2 separate regions of the Homo sapiens genome follow, and region 1 is linked to region 2. The links are chromatin loops, found by intact Hi-C in ENCODE. Cell type or tissue: OCI-LY7. All regions are shown on one strand. Links, peaks and the distances in the headings refer to the core of each region. The heading gives the core; the rest is flanking DNA. Region 1 holds the start of RIIAD1 (regulatory subunit of type II PKA R-subunit domain containing 1). Region 2 has its middle 18 kb from the start of SNX27.

Region 1 (5,375 bases), core at 77-5,076, 130 kb before region 2:
GCAAATGTTGATTTAGTTTCAGCTTTTAACTTCTATCCCCAATCTCTCTGCTGGAACTACTACTAACTTGGAGAGCAAGCTCCCCAGGATAGGAACGATATCATCTTATTTCCCTTTAGAAGAAAAGTTGCAAAAGGTGACGGCCTGATCCTCAGGTCTGATATTGACAGAGGATCCCTAAACTCTCTTTTGCCCAAGGCTTATCCCTGGCCAACCTTCATAACTGGATAGGTTTCAGTTTTCTCTGTTTCCTTCCCCTATCTGCCCTCTGAGAATTTGTTGCCACTTGGAGAAACGTCTATAATATGAATAGTGAGTTTTTTTAATTTTTATTTCATGAGATAGAATCTTGCTCTGTCGCCCAGGCTGGAGTGCAGTGGCGCAATCTCGGCTCACTGCAACCTCTGCCTCCCAGGTTTAAGCGATTCTCCTGCCTCAGTCTCCCAGGTAGCTGGGATTACAGGCACGTGCCACCACGCCTGACTAATTTTTGTATTTTTAGTAGAGACAGGGTTTCCTCATGTTGGCCAGGCAGGTCTCGAACTCCTGGCCTCAAGTGATCCACCCCTCTCAGCCTCCCAAAGTGCTGGGATCACAGGCGTGAGCCAACGCATCTGCCTGGCCAACTTTTTTTTGTTTGTTTGCGATGGAGTTTTGCTCTTGTTGCCCAGGCTAGAGTGCAATGGAGCAATCCCAGCTCACTGCAACCTTTGCCTCCTGGGTTCAAGCGATTCTCCTGCCTCAGCCTCTCAAGTAGCTGGGATTACAGGCATGTGCCACCACGCCTGGCTAATTTTGTATTTTTAGTAGAGACGGGGTTTCACCATGTTGGTCAGGCTGGTCTCGAACTCCCGACCTCAGGTGATCCACCCGCCTCGGCCTCCCAAAGTGCTGGGATTACAGGCATGAGCCACCTTGCCTGACCTCGCCAACTTTTGAGAAGACAAGGGAGGGCCCACCTCTGGCTATAAGCACACAGTCCAGAGGGGAAATGGGGACCGACTGCTTACAGCACAATACAGTGGGAAAACCAGGGGTTTGAATCCTGGTTCAGCAACTTTGGGAAGGTACTTCACCTTTCTAAGCTTAAATTTTCTCACTTATAAAATAAAAATGACAATCACCTGTCTTTTGTGGAGGTGCTGGGAGGATCAGCAAAAGTGTTCCAAGATGCCACACACTGCGTGGGCACTGAGAACACAAACACACTCCACAAGCTCGGAGCTTTGGACCAGTAACAGAAGATTGACAGCTCAATTACAATACAGTGTGGTAAGTGCTAATGTAGGGGAACAGCACAATGCCTGGAGATGGGTGCCATTATAATTATTTAAACCTTGTCTATTTGTCTATAACCAAACAGCATTTGAGATAGCTCTATTGTTTTCATCCACTGATGCTCCGTGATTTATTTTTTTAATTCTCCTTCTTCATCCCATTAGGATATGTTTCCATTCAAGCAAATGCCAGGCTGAAAGGAGGGTGGGGGAAGGAAAGAACATATTCCAGGATACGCTGGTAAATTGTCTTCTCTTCCCCAAGAAAAGAGTGGCTTCCAACCCTTGGAATTTTTCTACAGTAATGTTTTCAAGTAGGGAAGGGCCAACCAGACAACTGATTTTTGTTTTAAGTTCAACTAGTGATTTTGTTAAGCTCCTATGGTTGAGAATAGTGTTCTACACCCAGTGGATGGCTGTTGGGTTTCGCAACGCCAAATTCCCTCTTCCAAGTGTCATAAGGTATGTATTTATCCTTATGGTTAAAGTAAATGAATAGACATATTTTTAAGAATTTAGAGATAACTGAAGGAAACCTCTAGAGATAACGAAGAAAACCCTGCGTGCCACAAATCCCAGAGCCTGGAAAACCACCTACCTGAAGAAACCACTTATGAGCCACTCTACTTCTTTGTGGGTCCTTAGGTACTTTTCGTTAGCAATCCGAGTCTGAATCTGGGGGGCAAGAACAAAGGGTCACTTCCATTAGGAGACAGATTCAGGGTTCAGCCCTGGAGATGTGAAGGGCTGCGGGAAACGGCGTGCGCATTTAACCCAAGTCTTTCCCCAGGATGCTTGAAAGTTTAAGCCACCCATCTTCTTACAGATAAAATATCATTCTGCCGCTTGTTCAGGATGAGGGGCCTTTACTAAGGTCGGATGTGTCTGGCAGTAATTTCGGCCCATTTCTCTGGCCGAGTCCCTGAGTTAGTTCTTCCTGCACTCTCAGATGCCCGTCGCGCTCTGTGCTGGGATCAGACGCCTAGAGGTCCGCCGGGGGTCTCCCCTGCGCCCTCCCCACTTTATCAGGGAACAGGCTCCCGCTCCCCTTCTCTCGGCGGCTCTCTTCCCAGTCTGGGGCCCCAGTCCTGGGGCAGCTACACTTTGGTGGACGCTGGATGGGGGCGCGGGCGCACCCACCTTGAATTTTCGCAGCTGCTCCAGCTGCGCTGCGCTAAGCGCCCCGGGGTCGGGCCGCTGCAGCAAGCCTGGCAGCGTCTCCATCTTGCTGCGGTCGTCAAGGCGACCGGCCGCGAGCCGGCGAGGCCCCGCCCCCGGCCCCGCCCTGCCCCCAAGCCCGGCCCCTTCAGCGAAGCAGGGGCTAGGGGCTGAGGGAACTGAGGGGTGAGCTCCGGGGCGGGGGCTTGGGGGGTGGGTCTCTAAAGGATCGCCTTTCCCGGATTGGGGGACTGATTTCTGGACTTAATTGTATGTGGAATGAGCCCTTTTTGACCCCACCCAACTTCAGGGTTTTTTTGTTAGCTCTAGAGTAAAACAGGAAAAAAGGTCTCCCCGAATCTGCTTCCAGACTCCCTCACTTGGACAGAAGCTAGAGGAAGCCTAGTACTGGGGAAAGAGAACCCAAGCTTCTTCCCTTTCCACTGTCCCAGAAGCCAACCCGTCCCTCTGTCCGGTACACATTCGACACTGGAGCCGTGGATTCTTCAAACAACGTGGAAGCACCCCAGAACATAGAGTGAGCTGAGTTCTGCAAAGGAAGGAACGTTCTGTCCGACTAAAGATGCTGGAAAGGACCTGGGGGACATTCTGCCAGAATTTCCCCCTCTTGGACTGACTTTTTTGTGTAGATTAACTTTCTCTTCACCCTGGGCTCCTCATAAATTCTAAATTATTTTATTCCACTCCCAACTGAATACGGGAGGAGAAAGGGAATTTGGTCTTCAAGATTTGTTCTTCTAGTATCTAATTAAGAAGAGAAAGTGAAACATAAAGCCAGAGAGCTGAAAATAGCCACGAGAAAGGGCATGAGCCTGTCTGTCAATACACACATGCCGAGCTCCTACCCCCACAGAGATCGTGCTCAGCAGAGGCCTTCTGAGAAGCAGGAGAAAAAAGGGAGGCTGTCTTTTCAGATTTGTGAACAACTGCCCTAAGGAGCAAGAAAATACCATGAGAAACAAGCTCAGCATTAGGCCCTGGCCGTGGAGGGGTTATCATTGGTCTGCTTCTGTCCTTTCCAGCAAAGACTGAGGAAAAGAAGTGAAAGTGTTGGCAGTTCCCAAGCCAGGGAAAACCACAAGAAGTAAATTAGGTAGTGGGCTACAAGCCACTTCCCAGGAACCCCATCTTGGTTAGTGATCATTTTGGTTGATTGTCTTTTTTTAAGAGAGAGAGTTAATAGAGTGAGAGAGAGATAAGCTGCCATCTGTCAGAAGTGATTTTTTTTTTCCCGGCAGGAGCAAGAGGTTAACCAGAGATAATGGTTCCTCTTGGCCAAGATCTGTCTTTTCTCCCCATACTCCCTCCAGAGAAGCTGGTGGTGGCACCTCCAGAGCTGTGCCAGCCAGTACAGTCACCACAAGCCACCTGTGGCTCTTGAACACTTGAAAAGTGGCTGTAGGTGTTAAATGTGCAGCAAATATAAAATACACACAGGATTTTGAAGGCTTGGTATGAAAAAAATCTCATTAATAACATGTAATTGATTTACATGTTGAAATAGTATTTTGGATATATCAGGTTAAATAACATTTATTATTAAAAGTAATTTCTCTTGTTTCTTTTTGCTTTTATATATGGCTACTAGACATTTTTAAACCATATATGTGGCTTGTATTATATTAGACAATGCCAGAGCCTGGACCAGCAAACCTACACACTCAAACACACACAGGCATGCACAGTGTTCTCTACCTCCCCACCTCCAAGTAGGAAATGATTGATACCCTCCGTCTGCCAATCTGTGATCTTCTTGTGCTTTGATAATCAATCAAGCCTTTCTTCACTGATCACATCCTATGACCCAAATGCCCATGTATGAGAGGGGCTACTTTTTGTTTTTTTAACAGCGTCTCAGTACTCACTATTATGTATTGTGTTGGCCTGTCTTACCTTCCACTTGAGGTGGAAGCCACTTGAGGGCAGGAAGGTTATAGAATCAATTCTTTGTGCACTCTCATAAATTCTGCTGCAGATGTCTTCACTCTGTATTCAATCAGGGAAGCCAGTAAGTACTTCATGACTAGCCACTCTGCCCACACATACCACCACATTTTGCCCTTTCTGAAAAATATCCCAATTATCCAGCATTTCTCATTTCCTAAGAATCTAAAGCCAGGATCAGAGCTCTCCCTTTATAAATTCAATAATCTTTTTATGTAGGGCAGCCTAGCTTTGACTGCAGAGGAATAAAAAAGAGGGTGAGCTTGGGGGTGGTGGGCAGAGAAAGTATCCTGGAAGCCTCTCTCTCTCCTAGAGAGAAACTTTCCAGAATAGGCATCTGAGTCTCAGGGCTCCCCTGCCTTTACCTCACAGGACTCCCATCCCATGGCCTGAAAGAACACCAGAGATGTGTTCACCGTCACTCAGCAAGGAGAGTCTGATGAGTGGTACAACTCTTCTCCTCTAAACCCTGCCTCTTCTCTCAGACTGACACCTTTGGGGACCACAAACTAAGCAAAGGACTGGACGCATTTTGCTGTCTGCAGCTGTCTCCCCAATTACTGACTGGGAGGAGGAGTGAGGGGAGTTCATTTTAATTCATTTTTGTGAATGTTTAATATTTCAATTAATATGATTAGCCCCAAGCCTGAATGAGCAGCAGGGCGGCAGATCTGCTGAGAAGACATAGAGTAATGAGATCAACAGGGCCATAGGGTCTTCCCCTTCTCCATCCTCAGAGGACATGATCTGTTTAGCATCTCCATAAATACCAAGATCAGATTAGAAGGCAAGGAAAGGAGCAGTGGGGGTGGGGTAGGTGAGTGGAAAGTTACTTTCAAGATGTGTGTGCCCTTCTTGATTCCCTGGCTCTGCCGTCATTCGCTTCTTCTGAGCACCCACCACTGAGTCCTCTAGCACCTCCCCCCACTGCCACCCCATCTTAGGGGACCCTACTTGGGGGACCCGGGCATCCAT
Region 2 (5,375 bases), core at 117-5,116:
GGGTTTTGAAGGATGACTAGGAGCTTCTCAGAAGGATAAGGCAGGGAAAAGAATTTCAGGCCGAAGGAAGCACACATGGAAAGGCAGAGAGGTGAAGAAGGACATGGTGTGTCTCAGAAACAACTGGCAAGGTAGCAGAGGTCCAGAAATGAGACTGAACGAGTAAAGCCACAGGCAGCTTAATCCCGACCATGACCCCTCCGTGGCCCAGGGAGAAGGAAGGCAAAAACAAATTGAAGTTCTAGTCCTATTGCTGCTGAGTAAGCAACACTATTTTTCTAGATGAAGATGATATCCTTAACTCTTTGTTCCATGAGTGTTCTAGATCTTCTACAAGATTATAATCTGCTAGTGAGAACTGTCTTCTCAAGGGATCCAGGCCTTCTACATTTGGAAAGGCCATTGGACAGGTCATCTGGAATCTTTTGGGAAGCTGCGTTGATTTGAAATGTCATTATTGCTGATTGGAGCTCTGAAGAACCTGCCATTTGACAGAGGAGGGAACCGAGACTCAGAGAGGTGAAGGGGCCACTTGACCTCATCATGGTAGGATGAGCCAGGCCAGCACCCAGCCCTCCTTGCCACCCTCACTGAGCTTCCTGTCCTACCTTTTTTTTTTTTTTTTGAGACAGAGTCTCCCTCTGTCATCCAGGCTGGAGTGCAGTGGTGCCATCTCGGCTCACTGCAAACTCCGTCTCCCAGGTTCAAGCGATTCTCCTGCCTCAGCCTCCCAAGTAGCTGGGATTCAGGCATGCACCACCACGCCCGGCTAATTCTTGTATTTTTAGTAGAGATGAGGTTTTGCCATTTTGGCCAGGCTGATCTCGAACTCCTGACCTCAAGTGATCTGCCTCAGCCTCCGAAAGTGCTGGGATTATAGGTGTGAGCCACCGTACCTGTCCTGTCCTTCCTTTTATCCCCTTAAGGAGCCCAGGTTGGTGCTCTTTTATTCAGTGGATATGTAATAATTCTGGTTATTTCATCCTCTCCAGAAAAAAAAAAAATAAGTGTATGGTTTGGTGGACTTTCTGGAAACTTCCAGAACCAATTCTTCCTGAGTAAGGGCTTATTAAACATGAGCAGGCCGGGCGCGGTGGCTCATGCCTGTAATCTCAGCACTTTGGGAGGCTGAGGTGGGTGGATCATGAGGTCAGGAGTTGGAGACCAGCCTGACCAACGTGGTGAAACCCCATCTCTACTAAAAATACAAAAATTAGCCAGGCATGGTGGCACGTGCCTGTAATCCCAGCTACCCAGGAGGCTGAGGCAGGAGAATCACTTAAACCCAGGAGGCGGAGGTTGCAGTGAGCCAAGATCGCGCCACTGCACTCCAGTCTGGGCAACACAGTGAGATTCTGTCTCAAAGATAAACAAACAAACAAACAAACAAGCATGAGCAAAATGAACTGAAACTTCCCAAGGAACTCTAGGAAAAGCTGGTCTAACACATGAGCCTTACAAATTAGTTTTTTTTCAATCACCTTTCAGTCTACCAAAATTTTTACCAGTCTTAAAATGCTCCCAGTTCTTTTCTGTTTTTTGGGTTTTGTTTTTTGTTTTTTGTTTTTGTCTGTCTGTTTGTTTGTTTGTTTTGAGACAAGGTTTAACTTTGTCACTCAGGCTGGAGTGCTGTGGCACGATCTCAGCCCACTGCAGCCTCAACCTCCTGGACTCAAGCGATCCTCCCACCTCAGCCCCCCAAGTAGCTGGGACTACAGGCATGCACCATCATGCCCGGCTAATTTTTTTGTATTTTTAGTAGAGACAGGGTTTTGCCATGTTGCCCAAGCTGGTCTTGAACTCCTGACCTCAAGTGATCCGCCCACCTCGGCCTCCCAAAGTGCTGGGATTACAGGTGTGAGCCACTGCAGCCGGCCTAAAATGCTCCCAGTTCTTCTCAAAACTCTGCCTCTGATGATGTGAGCTGTAAGGCAGACTAAACTAGGACACGGACACATTTTCAATTTTTCATAAAATATTTGCTTTCCTAGAATCCAGTATCTTTTTAGGCCTCTTTTTTTATCCTTCTGGTGCTAGGCCTAATTTACAAAATGGCTCCCTCATCTCATCCTAATTTGGCTGGCTGCTCTTTGCTAAAGAACTGAGTTTAGGATTTACAACATGAAAACTACAGAGACCCAGGCAGGTCTGAAGAGACAACTTGCTTGTCTTCCTGTGGGGCCCGGCGGCGGCCACCTGCACAGGTGCTGGAAGACTTGCTGCCCTCTAGTGGCTGCATCCTGGGCGCGCAGGAGTACCTCCACTTCGCAAATGAAAAAAATCCTCGTTTTCAGGTTCACCGGCTAAACGTGCTCTGAAAGCATTGTCTTCCCCTCCGAAGACCCATGGAATTTTAGAGCTAAAAGGGAACTTAGTCCATCCCCTACTTTTCTGGTTTCTCGTTTTGTTTTGTTTTGTTTTGTTTTGTTTTGTTTTGTTTTGTTTTGAAGGAGCCTGAGGATCAGAGAGATTGGGTCCTTCAGCTAAGAACCTGCAACAGTTAGAGAAGTAGACAGGAATAGAATCTCCCCGCTACCCCACACCCTTATTAAAAGACAGGGAAGGGAGAGGAAGTCACCATTTGAAATTTAGAAGTACACAAGATGCAAAAGGGTTGTGTACTCGAGTGAGCCAAGTGATCCCAGGGGATCCCGGAGGGTCTGGCTAAAGGCTGAGCTCTCCCCGTCAGCCACTCCCCTGGCCCGCCCCCTCCCCAAACCGCTTCTGCTTCCCCAGGAAGCTACTTTGTAAGTGCACGCAGGCCTCGGATAGGGACCATCTCTCTGCCGCTTTTTGAACTTTCCTTAGGTCAAGGACACTGCACTCCAGTGTAGATCTAGATTTTTGTCCAAATTTCAACCTAAAGTAATTCACTCCCCCACCCCCGCCATTGGGCCTCGGTTTACTCATCTGTCAAATGAGGGAGTTGGATCGGATGCTTTCTAAGGTTTCTTTTAGCAGTGGTAGTTTATGATTGTCTGCCTCTTGGCATACAAGTGTCAATGAAAAGAGACAAACTATAGAATATTTGAAGAGATTTATTCTGAGTCAAATATGAGGGACCAATGGCCTGTGACATAGCACTCAGGAGATCCTGAGAACATGTGCCCAAAGTGGTCAGGCCACAACTTGGTTTTACACATTTTAGGGAGACATAAGGCATCAATCAGTACATGTAAGCACCCAGCTGATTCCAAGTCTTTAGACAGTAACTTAACTCTTTCAACCAATTGCCAGTCAGAAAAGCTTTGAATCTACCTATGACCTGGAAGCTCCCCCAACCCCCTTCCAGTTGTCCCACCTTTCTTTACTAAACCGATGTACATCCTTACATGTACTGATTGATGCCTTATGTCTCCCTAAAATGTGTAAAACCAAGTTGTGGCCTGACCACCTTGGGCACATGTTCTCAGGATCTCCTGAGTGCTATGTCAGGAATCAATAGAATTAGAATCAATAGAAAGGAATATCTGAGTCAAGATAAGGGATTGTGAGACCAACCTTCTATCATACAGATGAAGCCTCCAGGTAGCAGGCTTCAGAAACAATAGATTGTAAATGTTTCTTATCAGACTTAAAGAGTCTGTTCCATCAGTAATTCCAAAAGGGATGAGGGTTATGATGAGGTATGTCCAGCTCCTGCTTCTAATCAGGACCTGAACTAGTTTTTCAGGTTAACTTTGGAATGCCCTTGGCTGAGAAGACGGGTCCATTCAGATAGTTGGGGAGGCTTAGATTTTTATTTTTGGTTTACACCAGTGTCTGGTGGCACTACTAGACTGGTGGCAACTTGAGAGCAGAGTCTGTGTATCTTTTCCTCTTCACATCCTCAAAGCCATGCCCTATATCTTCTCTGACATTGAATGCTAAAAAAAATTATTTATTTAGTTATTATTTATTTATTATTTGTTTTTGAGATGGAGTTTCACTCTTGTTGCCCAGGCTGGAGTGCGATGGCGTGATCTCAGTTCACTGCAACCTCTGCCTCCCAGGTTCAAGCAATTCTCCTGCCTTAGCCTCCTGAGTAACTGGGATTACAGGCACATGCCACCACACCCAGCTAATTTTTGTATTTTTGGAAGAGATGGGGTTTCACCATGTTGGCCAGGCTGGTCTTGAACTCCTGACCTCAGGTAAAATGCCCGCCTCGGCCTCCCAAAATGTTGGGATTATAGGCATGAGCCACTGTGCTGGGCCAAAAAATACTTATTGACAATTATTAACATATTTAGCATGTGCTACATGCCAAACGTGCCACATAGGATCCCCTCATATGGCTTTGTGCTGGCCACTGCCACACCCATGAGATTGTCAGGCATGGCACTAAGCACAAGTGCTCTGGAATCGAATCACCTATGACCTAGAACTGGTTTGACACTTTCTACCTGTGCATCCTTGGACAAGTGACTTACTATGTCTCAATCCCTCATCTGTAAAATGGGGATTAAATGACAGTGCATGTAAGCACTTGGTAAATGTTCTTATTAGATAGGCATTATTATTTTGGTTTTATAGATTAGGAAATTAAGGCTTAGAGAGCTTAAATAACTTTTCCAAACTAGTATGGCCAGTAACATATCTAAGATTATGAGCAAGATCCAAAGCCCATGCTAACTCCTTAAACTCTATGCTACACTATTCCCCTATTGTTGAATGACTGAATACAAGAACAAGTGAATGAATGCATGAATAAGATTATTTATTGCTGATGGCAATGATAATAGCTGGCATTTGACTCTCCCGTAAGGAGGATATTGGTCCCAGAATCTGTCTCTTCCTCATTCCCTAGGGCCAACTAAGAAAGAAAATGAAAACAATAATTTAAAAAAAAAAACAAACAGAAATGCCTCTTTATGATGAAAAAAATACAGGTTTCTTCTAAATCAGGGCTGTTCAATCTTTTGACTTCCCTGGGCCACAATGGAAGAAGAAGAATTATCTTGGACTACACATAAAATACACTAACACTAACAATAGACAATGAGCTTAAAAAAAACTGCAAAAGAATCTCAATGTTTTAAGAAAGTTTACAAATTTGCATTGGGCCACATTCAAAGCCATCCTGACGCGGCCCAGGATGGCTTGATTGAATAAACTTGTTCTAAATCAGTAAGCACGTATTAACCATCTACTTTGTGGCACTATTAGGGCTAGGCACTGTGGAATTAGAGATATCCCTGACCTTTAAAAGCTTGCAGTCTCTCTGGGGAAACAAACACATGCAAAGTCCGAATTATAATGGAAGACAGTACATTATGACATCCTACAACAGGGTAATACAGATGATCTGTGTTGAGCAGAAAGGGAACACAACACAGGCTTGAGAATTCTGGGAGGGCTTCACGAAAGAGAACACAGGTTAAGTCTTGAAGAAT

Evidence for each region. A loop is a pair of places that touch in the nucleus more often than their neighbours do. Peaks named below come from ENCODE experiments on the same cell type or tissue, not always from the same donor. Only the 100,000 strongest peaks of a DNase experiment are listed, where the experiment ranks them.
Region 1: it touches region 2 in a loop (2.9-fold over the local background); 90 of 110 quality-filtered maps call a loop at or near these places.

What each region holds. Positions count from the first base shown.
Region 1 is chr1:151,718,663-151,724,037 of GRCh38, reverse strand. RIIAD1 (regulatory subunit of type II PKA R-subunit domain containing 1) reads right to left here and starts at 2,516. Exons shown (of 5, transcript NM_001144956.3): 1 at 2,418-2,516; 2 at 1,876-1,952. The coding sequence starts at 2,501. RefSeq lists a silencer at 2,562-2,631. In OCI-LY7, for the core only: a CTCF peak has its summit at 2,228; a DNase peak (open chromatin) is centred at 2,537; H3K4me3 peaks cover 1,369 bases.
Region 2 is chr1:151,591,187-151,596,561 of GRCh38, reverse strand. No RefSeq gene overlaps it. Among named protein-coding and RNA genes, the nearest start is that of SNX27, 18 kb to the left of the region's middle. RefSeq lists a cis regulatory region at 1-320 and enhancers at 1,299-1,799, 1,800-2,300. In OCI-LY7, for the core only: CTCF peaks have their summits at 2,038 and 2,244 (motif pointing left); a DNase peak (open chromatin) is centred at 2,201.